Linked DNA regions of Homo sapiens: regions 1 and 3 are each linked to region 2. The links are chromatin loops, found by intact Hi-C in ENCODE. Cell type or tissue: GM12878. All regions are shown on one strand. Region 1 overlaps CLEC16A (C-type lectin domain containing 16A). Region 2 overlaps CLEC16A (C-type lectin domain containing 16A). Region 3 overlaps CLEC16A (C-type lectin domain containing 16A).

Region 1 (5,000 bases), 110 kb after region 2:
TCCAGACACGGGCTACTGACCTGGTAGCCAAACATACCTGTGTGTCTTCACTGCAGATGCCCCCTCTGCCTGGAAGGCCCTTCCCCAGGTTGTCTGCTGCTTCACACTGGCTCAGAACAACCCTTGGCTCAAAGGCTCGGACGCCCAGAAGCAATTCTTGTCCCTGTTTACCCACCCACCCCCAGCAAGGGCCCAACTACTCTGTATTCTTCTTGATCCTGCAGTTTCCAGCAGAGCACCTGCACCCACCTGCTGAAGTGCATCACTGTGCTAGATGCCTGAAGGGAGGAGGGCTCTGTCCTGTCCTTGTGTTTCTGGTGGCTAGCACAGTGCCTACCATTCAGCAAATGATGGATGGACGCGCACGGGAGTGGGTGAGGAAACACTCAGAGTCCCTGTCTACAGTCAAGTGTGCAATCTGCAGTCTGGATCTTGTGTTTCTGGTGGGAAACAGATGGGATCTATTATGGTTACTGTGCTATGATAGGAACAAGATGCCATGATAGGAAGGGAAGCCGCTGAAGCCAGGGGCCCTGGGAGACCTCAGGAAGTGGCAACAGGGGCTGCATCAATCTAGTCTGGAACCTTCTGCTAGACACTGCTTGGGACTCACATTTCCCAGAGTCTGCCAGCATGGCTCATCAGACTGGAGGCAGCAAAGGGAAGGGGGCCCAGCAGGGAACAGTGAAAGCTGTAGATGTTCATCAGTTTTGCTGCTCTGAAGAATGCAAACCATAGCTGGGAGAGAGTCGAGTTTTATGAGAAACCAGTTAAAGGCTAAAGGTTAACCGGAGTCATTTAAATGACATGCATATTTCCTGGCTTTGCACAGCTCTGGAAAACCCCAACTGCATTTAGAAAAATGCAAAGTGTATTATAAAATTCAAAGGCCAGGGTATAGGTAGTAAAAAAAAGATAAATGCAAAAAGATAATGTGGATGTGCCAAGTTGAAAAACCAGGAAGTTGCATGCGGCTTTTCTACATGAGAATTTGGAAGGAAAAGGAAAGAAAGTCTATCTCACCTTGAACCTTGTATAAAAAATGGTGGCATCCCAGTCAGTCCAAAGGCTGGAGGGAAGATGGGATGAGAACTTTTGGCTCTTAATTATTAGCAAATGACTAAAAAGTTGTGAGGACTGGGGGAGGCCAGCTCAGCCCCAACAACTTCTGAGCCTCCATGGTCTGGCTGGCTGACTCTGGCCTGGACAGTCTCTACTCCTAAGGCATTTTTATGACTGCCTGAAACAAAACAGGCCATTTCCAAGACTGGCACTGGTTCAGAACAACCACAAGAGATAGGGATGGCTGGAGTTTCAGTGCTGCAGGGAGTTTCAAGTTCTGCAAGGGAATCTCCTGCCTAGCCCATGCAAGTGATTATACACAAGGCCAAGCACAGAATGGGTTCAGCTACCTTCTGAGCACACATGTAGCTGTGTGTGGGGCTGCAGGGCTGCAGGGCTGGGGAGCATCCAGGAGGCCCAACCTATTACGCAGGCCCTTCCTCTCAAGACAGGTGCCCAAGGCTCGAGAGGGCAAGTGATTTGTCTTCAAGTCAGGTAGAGGCACACTGTATGCAAGCTTAACTTCCACAAACTCAACTACACGGATGCAGGAAAGTGGAGAGGAGAGGGAGAGAAGCGTAAACAGCTTAAATACCACAGGCCTCTCGGGCTGCCAGACCCATGAGGGAACCTTAGGGGCAGATGGGAATCTGCCTCCCTCATGGGCTTGGCTCTTCCTGCCTATCCCTTGAGCGCCCCTCAAAGTGCCCAGCATGATTCTCCCTGGTAAAGAAACCAGGATTTCATCTGACATGGCCAACCTCTTCCTCTAAAACCTGCTCAACGACGGGGTCTACTGCAGCCCTGCAGTTCAGACTGGCTGTGCCGGACCCACTCCTCATTGAGAAATGTCATTCACCCATGAGGGATCTGTGAGGGTGACTGGGACGGCAGGTGGTTTCCACCTGAGAAACTGACTTTGGAACTTAGAGAGATGTGACTGCTGTACCATGCTACCAAAGCCAGCCTTCCTGATGGCCTCTGGCTGATTAGCAGGTGGGCAAGGAGAGTTCCTAGAGGGAACTAGAATTCATGGAAAGCAGCAAAGCAGACACTGAGTGCTGAGTTCCAGAACATTCCTCACTCTGTCTAATCCCATGGTTCTCAACACTGGCTATGCAATGGAATCCTTTAGGGAGCATTTGAAAATATAGATGTCAGGGCCCCACCCCGGAGCCAGTGACTCAGAACCTTCTGGAGTGAGGTCTGGGTACAGATTGTTTTCAAAGTCCTGCTGGGCCAGAAACCACAGGGCCTTCGCACCACCCACCCTCACGCTTGGTCACAGCTCTGTCCTGGCCTGGCCTAGGAGCAAATCAGATGCCCCTAGAGCGGTTCCCCTGTGGCAAACACATTTTCACTTCTATTTTCAGGCAGGTCAAAGTAAAAATGAAAATTTATGCTTTTACATGTCCCAAGCTCAGTATTCTGTACATTTCTCTAAACACACACACACACACACACACACACACACACACACACACACACACGTTTTTTTTTGTAGAGATGGAGTTTCACCATGTTGGCCAGGCTAGTCATAACTCCTAGCCTCAAGTGATCCGCCTGCCTCAGCCTCCCAAAGTGCTGGGATTACCGGCATGAGCCACCGCGCCTAGCCATATTCTGTACATTTCTTAAAAGTTTAGAAGTATGAACAACATTTGACATTCATTTGAAAAATCTGTCCAGGCCGCCTGCAGCACCACGCATTGTGCTGGTCACCAGCAATACAGAGACCCCTCACACCCTCCACCAGAGTTCTTAAGTCTTAAATCAGGATTTTGCTCTTTTTGTTTTTGACAGGGTCTCACGTTGTCCCCTAGGCTGAAGTGCAGTGGCTCGATCACAGCTCACTACAGCCTCAATCTCCCCAGGTTTCAAGTGATCCTCCCGCCTCAACCTCCCAAGTAGCTGAAACTACAGGCACACGCCACTACGCCTGGCTAATGTTTTTTCTTTTCTTTCTTTTTTTTTTTTTTTTTTGAGACAGAGTCTCACTCTGTCACCCAGGCTGGAGTGCAGTGGCACAATCTTGGCTCACTGTAACCTCCACCTCCCTGGTTCAAGCAATTCCCCTGCCTCAGTCTCCGGTGTAACTGGGATTACAGGCGCATGCCACCACATCCGGCTAATTTTTTTGTATTTTTAGGAGAGACAGGGTTTCACCATGTCAATCAGATTGGTCTCCAACTCCTGACTTCAGGCAATCCGCTCGCCTCAGCCTCCCAAAGTGCTGGGATTACAGGAATGAGCCACCACGCCCGACCTTTTTAGTAGAGAAAAGGTCTCTCCATGTTGCCTCGGCTGGTCTTGAACTCCTAGGCTCAAGTGATCCTCCCGCCTCAGCCTCCCAAAGTCCTGGGATTACAGGCCTAAGCCACTGTGCCCGGCCCTGCTCTTTGTTTTTAAATAGATTCTAATGATCAGTCCTTGTGATTTCAGGTGCTTCCTAAGCCTCAACTTTAACGGGGATTTAGGATTCAAGGTCACAATACTTTTCAGCGTTTCTGCCTAATCTGAATAGAACCCATCTCCCTCCTACAAGAGGGTGGGAGGAAGTGCTGCTCCATTCTTCGATTCCTGATCTCCCCAGCAGGCCCTGGGGTGGGCTGGAGAGTGTGCATTGGCTGAGGGCAGGGTGGACCTGGTCAGTGGCTGGGCCAGACTCTGGGGCAATTGGCAGGCCAGCTTCCTGGGCTGGGAGAGGTGATGTATAGGAGAGATGGCCTTCTCCTGACTTACACCTTCCTTAAAGGTCGCGCTGTCTGTCACTGGTTCAGAGATTTGTTTTGGGTGTTCTGTGGTTGATCAGATATCAGGGCCAGAAGGCAACCCTCCCCTCCTGAGGCCTGAGCAATCACCGGATCCTGTGTCAAATCTGGTGGCTGGGTTCACTGGGGAAGGTGGGCGTGTGATGCAGGGGAACCCAGCAGCTTCAGGGTGAGGAGCTGTGTGTAGGCGGAGCCCCAGACAGCTCACAGAGTGGGCTGGAGCGAGGGATGTCTTGAAACTCAACGTTAATCCTCAACCCCACTCCCCCCATGAATTCCTGTTTTCTGTGGCGGCTCTTACTGCCCTCCCCTCCCCGTCAGCCAGATGTTGTCAAGGAGGCTGGCTTTGGCAGCCCTGTGGGGCAGAGTGGGGGTTTTGGGGCACCCTGAAGCCGGTGGCCCAAGGGGGAAATCTCTTGAGCTCCGTATGACTGGGCTAGCACAGTGAGGAGCAGATGGGGGGCACACATGGCACAGTGAGCTGACACCACAATGGGAAGCCAGGACCACTGAAGGGTCTGACGTCTATTTAAAAGGATTCTACTGGCTGTTGGTGTGGAAAGGGCAGAGGAGGAAGCTGACCCCCTAGTCCCAGTTTTCTAGAATCCCCACCAGCTGCAGGGGAGCTAAAGGCAGTGAGACGGAGCTGGGTTCTCTATCTATGTGATGCTTAAGCTGGCAGGATTTGCTAAGAGCTTGGTCACAGGGATGAGAAGAAACAAGGATATTCCAAGGTTTGGCTGAATAACTAGAGTGATCATTTCTTGACAGAGGAGTAGTGGGGTTTGGATGAGAAACCCAAAAACCAGCTTCTTTGCCAGCCCTCGTCAACTGGGCTCTATCAAGACGCCAGGCACAGTGCTAAACACTGATAGGCAGCGTCTCATCCTCCTGACATCTCATCCTCCCAAGCACCTCATCCTCCCCCTGGTCAAAAAACATGCCAAGGCCAGGCGCAGGGGCTCACACCTGTAATCCCAGCACTTTGGGAGGCTGAGGCAAGAGGACCGCTTGAGCCCAGGAGTTTGAGACCAGCCAGGGCAACATAGCAAGACTCCATCTCTATAAAACATTTAAAAATTAGCTGGACATGGTAGCACATGCCTGTGGTCCCAGCTACTCTAGAGGCTAAGGTGGGAGGAGCCCTTGAGCCCCCGGGGTTCAAGG
Region 2 (5,000 bases):
CCAGTCACACTTGGAAATCATGTCATGCCGCTATCTGGGCACCCCTTAGCCCAGTCAGGCTGACACATAAACTGAATCATCACAGCTGCCTCTGAGGATCAGCTGGGGACCTTAAAAAATTCCAGGGCTCAGCTGTACCCCACAGGTGCTGGCTTTGTACCTCAGGGGGTACATGTAACTGAGGGGGCCTGGGCCTGGGCTGAAGCCTGTTTTTCTGGCTGGGCCGCTGGTGAGACCCCCTGGCTGAAATTGCATGTGCCAGGCTGGGTACAGGTGCTTGATTTACCTGCCCCCACTTCATCTACACAAGCAAGGACACTGCCAGAAAGGTTCCCATTTTACAGATGAGGAAATTGAGCCTCATGCGGTTTCACCATGTACTCAAGGCCACAGGGATGGGGAGCATTGGTGCAGGGACTTGAACCTCGTCAGCAACTCCAAAGCCTGCACTGCCACCTACTCCACCCTGCTTGAGGTCTCGCTCATCACTGAGATACCAGCAGCAGCTCGGTCTCAGCTCAGATACCTGTGGAGGGTTGGGGGACACAGAATTTCTGATGGTGGCAGAGGAAAGCCCTCAAACACTCCTACCCTTGGCAACCTGGCCCGGGCAAATTCTCCTGAAGATCTTTGGCTGGCCCTGGTAAGGCCTGGAAGACACCAGAGTGAGCACACATAGGGAGAGGCTGAAAGTTAGGGCCATGGGCATGGAGAACTGAATGGAATTCAGGCTTTAAGAATCTGGAACTGTATCCAAGAATGACTCCATCCATCAGTCCATCCATCCATCCAACATACATGCACAGAGAGCTCATGGGCCAGAGCCTGCACCCAGCTCCCACAGAACAGGTGAAAATAAAACACAGTCGTTGCCTGTGGGTGAGTCTATTGGAGAGGGAGAACTGAAATAAGAATTGCAAGGCTGGGCGCTGTGACTCACGCCTCTTGTCTTAGTGCTTTGGGAGGCTGAGGCAGGAGGACTGTTTGAGCCTAGAAGTTTGAGATCAGCCTGCACAAGTGAGACCTTCTCGCAATGAAAAAATTAATAAATTAACCAGGAGCGGCAGCATGTGCCTGTGGTCCCAGCTCTCTGGGAGGCTGAGGAAGGAGGATCGTCTGAGTCCAGGAGGTTGAAGCTGCAGTAAACTATGACCGCCCCACTGCTCTCCAGCCTTGGTGACAGAGCTTGACCCTGTCTCCAAAAAAAAAAAAAAAAGAATTCCACAGTTCGCAACACACTGTGATATGTGTGTGTCATAGTGGCATCTCTGATCTGGGATGACATTTAGGGGTACAAGGACTCAGACTTAAATACCCTAGTCCCAGAGTGAGCTGGTTCTTTTCTTCTGTCAGCATTTTTTTTTTTTTTTTTTTTGAGACAGGGTCTCACTCTGTTGCCCAAGCTGGTGTGCAATGGTGCAATCTCAGCTCACTGCAACCTCCACCTCCTGGGTTCAAGCGATTTTCCTGTTTCAGCCTCCTGAGTAGCTGGGACCACAGGCCTGGTTAATTTTTGTATTTTTAGTAGAGACGGGGTTTCACCGTGTTGGCCAGGCTGGTGTCGAACTCCTGACTTCAAGTGATCTGCCCACCTTAGCCTCCCAAAGTGCTGGGGTTATAGGCATGAGCCACCATGCCCGGCGTTTTAGCTCTTCTGATCCTATCACTGAGAAAATCTTGGTTAGGCGCCAATAGGCCTCCCCTATTAATGGCACAGGCAAGGCTGGGCCCAGAGCCTGTGGCAGGTGCTAGGACCTGGCTAAAAATTTAATGATATGGATTTGCTTGTGCTGCATTTGTTTTTATATCTTTAATTTCTGGCAAGGGTAATGGGTTGAATGGTGAGCCCTTCTAAAAAGGTGTCCATGTCCTGAATCTGGTCCCTGTGAATGTGACGTTATTTGGAAATAGGGTTTTTGCAGAGGAAATGAAGGATCTTGAGTTAAGACCACCGTCGATCAGGGCGGGCCCTAAATCCAATGACTGCTGTCCTTTCAAGAGAAAGGAGAGGGGGATTTGACACAGACACGGGGAAGAAGGTGCTGTGGGGAGAGGCAGGGACTGGAGTGATTCACTCATGGGGCGAGGAACGCCAAGTGCCGGAGCCACCGGAGCTGGGAGAGAGGCAGGAGGCAGCTTCTCCCTCTAAGCCTCCAGGAGGAGCAGCCCTGCTGGCAACTTGATTTTAGACTGGCCTGCAGAACTGTGGGAGAGTAAATATCTACTGTTTTAAGCTGCCCTGTTTGTGATCATTTGTCATGGCGGCCCTAGGAAATGAATGCTGCAGTGGTGCTGGTTTTCTGTTTCCAGCGAAAAGTCTTCCTCTTAAAAAAATTGAATTTAAAGGGCAAACCAAGAGTCAAGGAAGCAAAGCCAGGTGTGGTGGCACTTGCCTGTAGGCCCAGCTACTCAGGAGACTGAGTTGGGAGGTTTGCTTGAGTCTGGGAGATGTAGGCTGCAGCGAGCTGGGACCACACCAGTGCACTCCGGCCTGAGCAACATAGCAAGACCCCGTCTCAAAAAAAAAAAAAAAAAAAAAAGGGCAAGGAAGCGTCAGTGGAGGTGACAGGCAGGCGGCAGGCATGTGTTCAGGGGGCACGTGCTGCCCTCTGGGAGGAAGTCAGACTGAGCCAGGCAGTGTCAGGACTGCAGGGACCTGCAGAGCAGGCTGGGCCCCAAGGCAGGCGCACGGCCTGGGAGCCCAGGTGGCTGGTCTCTAAGTGGGGCAGGTAGACCCAGGGCTGGAGCAGGGCCAGCAGCCCCGGGGCCTGTGGAGGGAAGGGAAGCTTCACACTGCCCATCGGGCAGCCTTAAGTGAATCCCCAGGAAGCCCCTTCACCCCATGGGTGATTCAGAACCAACTTTCCTTTGGAGAAAAGCTCTTTAGACGTTAAGGGTTTTTTCCCAACGCCATGAAGTGCCACAGAGCAGTAGGACGTGGGGGAAGGGGGTTTCCAGCAGCTGGCTGGCCGGCAATCGGTCTTCCCCTAGAGGTCACCCGCAGGCAGGTCACTACCACCTGCCCTTGCTGGCCCCGCCCTCCGGCTAGAGTCAGGACGCTCTGGGCCTGTTGGGCATAATCACTGGACCCTGCGAGGCTTCGCTTCATGGCTACCGAGGGGAACCCTCCCGAGGCCCTGGGGAAAACACTGACAGCAGCCGGTATACGCAGGCCACTTCCAACCGCAGAGCAGGGGATATACAGACATGCTCTGGGGGCACCAGAGAAGTGGCCCCAGCCTCTCAACCAGCCCCAGGCGACCCCTGGGTTTGAACCTGGGCTGGGAATGCAAGGAGGGAGGAGCTGTCACCCAGCGGGTCTCAGACATGTAAATGCCCACGAGGCCTGAGACCCGGGTGAGGCGGGGGCATGGGAGGGCAGCTCTGCCCTGGGCAGTGGCTTCCTCCTTCTGTTGGCATAACCCCAACCCTTGGCATGCGGTGGGGGAAGGGGGTCCCTTGTTCATTCTTTCTCGACTCAACTTGGTTATCCTCTCAAGACCCAGAAGTTCCCTGCCATTTCTGGGTAGGGTTTAAGCTGGATGGTGAGATTTTGAGAACCTGTGATCCTGTTTCCAGGGATTTCAGGGTTTCACGCTGGTGGACGTTGGTGTTTCCGAGTCATGTCCACCCCCGCACTTCACCTCTGTCCTCGGTGGGGAGCCTTCCTGCTTCCCTCGGCCCAGCCTGGCAACAATGACGCTGCTCGCTACGCTTGTCCTGCGAGGTAGGGCTTGGCTGTCCAAATCCACAGATGCAGAGCCTGAGGCTTGGATGGGCAGCCACCTGCCCAACAGGGAAAAGATGCAGAATGTGGACCACGCTCCCTGTACCCGGCAGGGGTAGGGCGGGGACATTTCCTGATGGTGCCAACTGCCCCTTAGCAGTTATTCCCGGGTTGTATGAGCCCCGACAACCTCTTAGGAACCTGGGGATGGGAGGGAACCTGGTGCGGGGAGGAGGGAGAGGGAGGGGCTCCAGCCACCACACCCCTGCCAAGCAGCTGCGCCGGGATGAGGGGTCATTGGCTGGGAACCTTCCCCTGTGCCAGGCCACGGCCTCCTGCCACAGCCCCCAGGAGCAGCACGCTACATTCTTGGTAACTTTTTTTCTCTTTTATTGCCAAGTTTAAATTTACAAGGAAGTTCCAGTTTTCATTTCCACCCTCGTGTTCAGTACCCACGAAGCATGAGTCATGCTGGCGAAAGCAGGTACTTCCCTAGAGCGGTCCCGAGGCTCAGAGGCATCGAGGTTTTCTAACCCTCGGTTCTCACTGGGACAAAAATTATTTACATATTTTTAGCTCAAGGAAACATAAGGAACTCGTACAGTGTAGGCCCAATGTCAAGATGACTACATTAAATGCTTCAGATTTATTTATTGCATCTAGACAAGAAGATCAAAATCAGTTCACCCCACGCCTTTTTAAAAAACGGTGCATCTCAGAGACCTTAGAGGAATCTAGCGCGTCTGGCAGGGCTGCGCTTCTTCACCTGCCCCTTAGGTTGCTTGTGAACGCAAGTGTCTGGGTTGTGGGAGGCTGCCAAGGCTCCGGGAGAGGGACTGGGCTGGGACAGCGGCAGAGGAGGGGCTGCTCACGGAGGCCCCTCCTCCCAATCCCACGCGATGGTGAAGGCTGGCCCTTCCTGCCTGGGGGAGCGCCTCAGCTGGCCCCATCTGACCTGCTGGGACAGGTACCTTGCACGTCCAGAAAGGGACGAGCACACCTCCACAACAATATTCAAAGCCAAGGTTTGGGAGTTCCTGCGGCCAGCCCTGCTCCCTGACTTGGCAAACCCAGCCGGAGGTGCACAGGGGAAGGGTGGACCAGGGCCTGGGCCATAACTCTAAGTGCTCTCTGCAGGGACTTGGGGGGCGGGCCGGATGGGTCTGTGGGGGCTGACCTCAGACCTCTGAGGCTATGACCTGAGTGTCAGAAGCCACAGCCCCCACTGTGGGCCTTCCCACACTCCTGGCTCTTCCTCTGGATGCCAGGGGCC
Region 3 (5,000 bases), 65 kb after region 2:
TTAATGATAAAGATGACAATTGTGTGTGGTGTGTGTGTGTGTGTGTGTGTGTGTGTTTGTAGCCAACTGAGAACAGATCCCAGAGCTCCTGGCCATCTTACCTGCAATAGGCCTGCAAACTTGACCACTCCCCAGCCAAGCCTGGACACATCAGGCTCCACCAAACTCATCTGGTAAATATCCACAGCCAGGAATCGCTGGACCATGCCGCCATCCTTGGTGATCACTGTACATGCAATCAAGTCGCTGTTATCTGGGAGGAGGAAGGTGAGAAGAGAATGAGGCACAGTCTGGCTGCCCAGGGTGATGGAGACACCAAAGCTGACTCTCATTCTATCAGGAGCAGAGCTCAGTGGTTAGAGCCCAGGCCTAGAGTCACACAGACCTAGGTCTGAGTCCCTTCTCTGACAGTTATGCCGGGAAAGTTTCTTTTCCTCTCTGGACCTCAGATCCCTCATCTGGATAATAAAGAGAATGCACACTCCCTCAAACTGCTACTAGTTAGGACTGATATAAAGCATATAAAGTACATAAAGCATCTGTCCAATGTTTACTGCATGTTAGGTGCTCAAGCCGTAGCTTAAAAACAACCAGCATGGCTGGGTGCCGTGGCTCACGCCTGCAATCCCAGCACTTTGGGAGGCCAAGGCAGGTGGATCACCTGGGGTGAAGAGTTCGAGACCAGACTGGCCAACATGGTGAAATCCTGTCTCTACTAAAACTACAAAAGATTAGCTGGGTGTGGTGGTGGGCACCTGTAATCCCAGCTACTTGGGAGGCTGAGGCAGGAGAATTGCTTGTATCTGGGAGGTGGAGGTTGCAGTGAGCCAAGATCGCGCTCTGCACTCCAACCTGGGCAATAAGAGCAAAACTCCGTCTCAAACAAAACAAAACAAAACAACACAACACAAAACAAAACAACAAAACAATCAGCAATCCAAGAAAGAAACTGAAGATGACACAAACAAATGGAGAAACATCCAACGCTCATGGATCAGAAGAAATGATATCGTTAAAGTGACCATGCTACCCAAGGCGAGCTACACATTCAATGCAATTCCTATCAAAATACCAACATCATTTTTCACAGTATTAGAAAAAAAATCCTAAAATTCATATGGCACCAAAAAAGAGCCCAAAGAGCCAGAGCACACCTGAGCAAAAAGAGCAAAGCTAGGCCAGGTGTGATGGCTCACACCTGTAATTCCAGCACTTTGGGAGTCCGAGGAGGGAGGATCGCTTCAGCTCAGGAGTTGGAGACTAGCCTGGGCAACACGGCAAAACCCCATCTCTACAAAAAATGCAAAAAATTAGTTGAGTGTGGTGGCCCACACCTGTAGTCTCAGCCACTCAGGAGGCTCAGGTGGGAGGATGGCTTGAGCCCAGGGTGGTTCAAGGCTGCAATGAGCCATGATCATGCCACTGCACTCCAGCCTGGATGACAGAGACCTGGTCTCAAAACAAACAAAAAAAGAGCAAAGCTGGAAGCATCACACTACCTGACTTCAAATTACAAGGCTGTAATAACCAACACAGCATGGTACTGGTATAAAAATAGACATATAGGCTGGGTGCTGTGGCTCATGCCTGTAATTCCAGCACTCTGGGAGGCCGAGGTGGGCAGATCACTTGACGTCACGACTTACAAGGCCAACTTGGCCAACATGGTGAAACACTGTCTCTACCAAAAAATAAAAAAAATTAGCTGAGCGTGGTGGTGTGTGCCTGTAGTCCCAGCTACTCGGGAGGCTGAGGTGGAGAATCGCTTGAACCTGAGAGGCGAAGTTGCAGTGAGCCAAGATCGCACCACAGCACTTCAGCCTGGGTGACAGAATAAGACCTTGTCTCAAAAAATAACAAAAAGAAAAACACATGGACCAACAGAACAGAATAGAGAGCCCAGAAATAAAGCCACATATTTACAGTCAAGTGATCTTCAATGAAACTGATAAGAACATACGCTGGGGAAAGAACACCATCTTCAATAAATGGTGCTGAGAAAACCGGACAGCCATACGCAGAAGAATGAAACTGGACCCCTCTTTCTCACTGTATACAAAAACCAACTCAAGATAGATTAAAGACTTAAATGTAAGACCCAGAACTATAAAAATCCTAGAAGAAAATCTGGGGAAAACTCTCTGGACATTGGTCTATGCAAAGAATGTATGACTAAGACCTCAAAAGCACAGGCAACAAAGCCAAAAATAGACAAATGGAACTTACTTAAACCAAGAACCTCAGTAACATTTCAGTGCTTCTTTAAAGACTAATGGCAGTTTACAGTTGTGATGGTTAAACTGAGTTCACCTAATTAAGTAAAGACAGTAAAGCAAGAGTCCCCTGAGCCATGACAGAATCACCAAGCCCTCAACTCAGGGTATGACAATTTAAAGCCAAGCCCTGCAGTGGATGTTGTACATGGATGGGCATTGGATGTGTACAGCACTTGGCCCTTCAGAACCAGTTTTCCCATTTGTAAAATGAGAATTAACGTCCCTTATCTTGAATTGTTTGGTGCGTTAAATGAGAAAAGGCGGGAAAAGCATGGGGTCTTGTGCATAGGAGTCCTCTGCATATGCTAGGTTCCTTCTCTTACTTGAAAGTTGTCCCCAGCTGGGTGCAGTGGTTTGTGCCTGTAATCCCAACAGTTTGGGAGGCCAAGGTGGGTGGAATGCTTGAGCCCAGGAGTTCAAGACCAGCCTGGGCAACATAGTGAGACCCTGTCTCTACAAAAAGCAGAAAAAAAATTAGCCTCACAGCTACTTAGGAGGCTGATGCGGGAGGACTGCTTGAGCCCAGGAGGTAGAGGCTGCAGTGAGCCATGAGTGTACCACTGCACTGTAGCCTAGGTGACAAAAGCGAGACCCTGTCTAAAAAAAAAGAAAAGAAAAGAAAAAGAAAGTTATCCCCAAATTCAATGTCTAATTTAATGTCTACCCTTGACTTGGAAATCACCAGGGTAACATAGGACCATTAGATCTATGGTCTACCGCTGTATGCAATCCTCTGCCACTTATGTTTTAAACAAGAGAGCTCAGTCCGGAAACAACCTAAATGTCCCCAAACAGGAGAACTATTTGAGTGCAATTTTTTCCCACCAGATGCAAAATTATATACCCATTTAAAAATTGTTTAACCGAACTGTGGACAGTGGTTACCCATGAGGAGTGAAGTGAGAATTGGGGGTAGGAGTGTGTGTGTGTGGGAGAAGTATTAAGGGGAGAACTTTCATTTTTATTCTATGTCCCACTCTACTGGGACATTATTTTAAAATGAGAAAAGTATTCAAGACATACTTTCGAACACATATAATAAGCCCAAGTTAAAAATCATGTTTTACAAATAATTGCAATGACTGTGGAAAACATTATAATTTTAAATGAAAGATGATAAAAATGTTATTACCAAGAGTTTTGTATGTTTTAAAAAAAACTATCCCTACAAAGAAATACTAGTACAGAGAAAATGTGCCAAAACATTAACAGAAGCCTCTGATTAGAAGAGGGTAGGTGAGATGTTTTGTTGTTTCTTCATAGTTTTATTAAAGTATAATTTACACGCCATAAAGTTCACCTATTTTAAGTATACAGTTTACCTATTTTAAGTATACGGTTTGAGTTTTAGTAATTTTTTTCTTTTTTTGAGCATAGTACCCAACAGTTTTTCAACCCCTGTCACCCCCCTGCCTTTGGCAGTACACAGTGTCTATCGCTGCCATCTTTATGTCCATGAGTATCCAATGTTGAGCTCCCACTTATAAGTAAGAACATGCGGTATTTGGTTTTCTGTTCCCACATCAATTCACTTAGGCTGCCAGCTGCATCCATGTTGCTTCAAAGGACACGACTTAGTTCTTTTTTATGGCTGTACACAGTATTCCATAGTGTATACGTACTACATTTTCTTCATTCAGTCCACCATTGATGGGCACCTGGGTTGACTCCATGAGTCTACTATTTTGAATAGTGCTGAGTTTTAGTATATTTATGGCTATGTATTACCACATCCCAGTTGTGGAATACTTCCATCACCCCAATAGGTTCTGTTGGGAGCACATTAACCAGATATTTGGCTCAACTTTATTAGGGGAGGAGAAGGGTAACATGGGTGGTATCAATTTTGGCCAAAGCACACGATAACAAACTGGGCTCATGCATTCTCCAAGGATTTCCCCCCTCTCCTTTTTCAGTTTTCATCCTGATCTAAAAGCACAGGTAAATTTCTCTTTCCTTTCTCGGGTAACCCCCAGCAACATATGCCTCGGTTCAATCCTCCGACAGTGTAACCTGTCTGAGATTCTGGTTTCATGTGGATGTCACCCAGTTGGTCCTCTCGGTCTTTACAGGCCTCGTGTTTCCCTCTATTCTCTCCAGCACATGACCCCCGAAGTCAGCCAGGTACCCCCACAGCAAATCCCAGCTCCAGATAGGCTTTACTGAATTTGTACCTTTTTTTTTCTTTTCTTTTTCTTTTAGACAGTCTTGCTCTGTTGCACAGGCTGGAGTACAGTGGCACAATCTCAGCTCACTGCAACCTCTGCCTCCTGGGTTCAAGTGATCCTCCTGCCTCAGCCTCCCTAATAGCTAGGATTATAGGCAAACACCACCACGCCTGGCTATTTTTTTTTTTTTATTTTTAGTAGAGACAGGGTTTCACCATGTTGGCCAGGCTGGTCTCAAACTCCTGGCCTCAAGTGATCCGCCTGCCTTGACCTCCCAAAGTGCTGGGATTAGAGGCATGAGCTACCACATCTGGCCCAGTTGTGCTTTCTTATTATCTACAGCAAGAACCTTCTTTCCTTTCCCAACAGTCCAGCCGGGTATTTGAAAATATTTTTTAAAAAACATATTTTAGGGCTGGGCACGGTGGCTCATGCCTGTAATCTCAGCACTATGGGAGGCCAAGGTGGGAGGATTGCTTGAGCCCAAGAGTTCATCCTGGGCAACATAGTGAGACCTTGTCTTTAAAAAAATTTATAATATATATGTTTTAATATA

Evidence for each region. Hi-C counts contacts between places; a loop is a spot of excess contacts. Peaks named below come from ENCODE experiments on the same cell type or tissue, not always from the same donor. Only the 100,000 strongest peaks of a DNase experiment are listed, where the experiment ranks them.
Region 1: it touches region 2 in a loop (2.2-fold over the local background); 2 of 110 quality-filtered maps call a loop at or near these places.
Region 3: a loop joins it to region 2, with 2.1 times the contacts of the local background. A loop is called at or near these places in 2 of 110 quality-filtered maps.

Annotation. Positions count from the first base shown.
Region 1 is chr16:11,075,517-11,080,516 of GRCh38, reverse strand. The region is part of intron 19 of CLEC16A (C-type lectin domain containing 16A); the gene reads right to left. Among named protein-coding and RNA genes, the nearest start is that of CLEC16A, 130 kb to the right of the region's middle. In GM12878, no CTCF peak of the experiment used is centred here; DNase peaks (open chromatin) are centred at 768, 2,306 and 3,926; H3K27ac peaks cover 3,829 bases.
Region 2 is chr16:11,181,283-11,186,282 of GRCh38, reverse strand. CLEC16A (C-type lectin domain containing 16A) reads right to left here. Exons shown (of 24, transcript NM_015226.3): 24 at 4,097-5,000. Among named protein-coding and RNA genes, the nearest start is that of SOCS1, 72 kb to the left of the region's middle. RefSeq lists enhancers at 2,792-2,921, 2,887-3,773, 3,774-4,659. In GM12878, a CTCF peak has its summit at 2,994 (motif pointing right); DNase peaks (open chromatin) are centred at 2,972 and 4,282; H3K27ac peaks cover 3,056 bases.
Region 3 is chr16:11,115,868-11,120,867 of GRCh38, reverse strand. CLEC16A (C-type lectin domain containing 16A) reads right to left here. Exons shown (of 24, transcript NM_015226.3): 20 at 102-253. Among named protein-coding and RNA genes, the nearest start is that of SOCS1, 140 kb to the left of the region's middle. In GM12878, no CTCF peak of the experiment used is centred here; a DNase peak (open chromatin) is centred at 3,087; H3K27ac peaks cover 1,794 bases.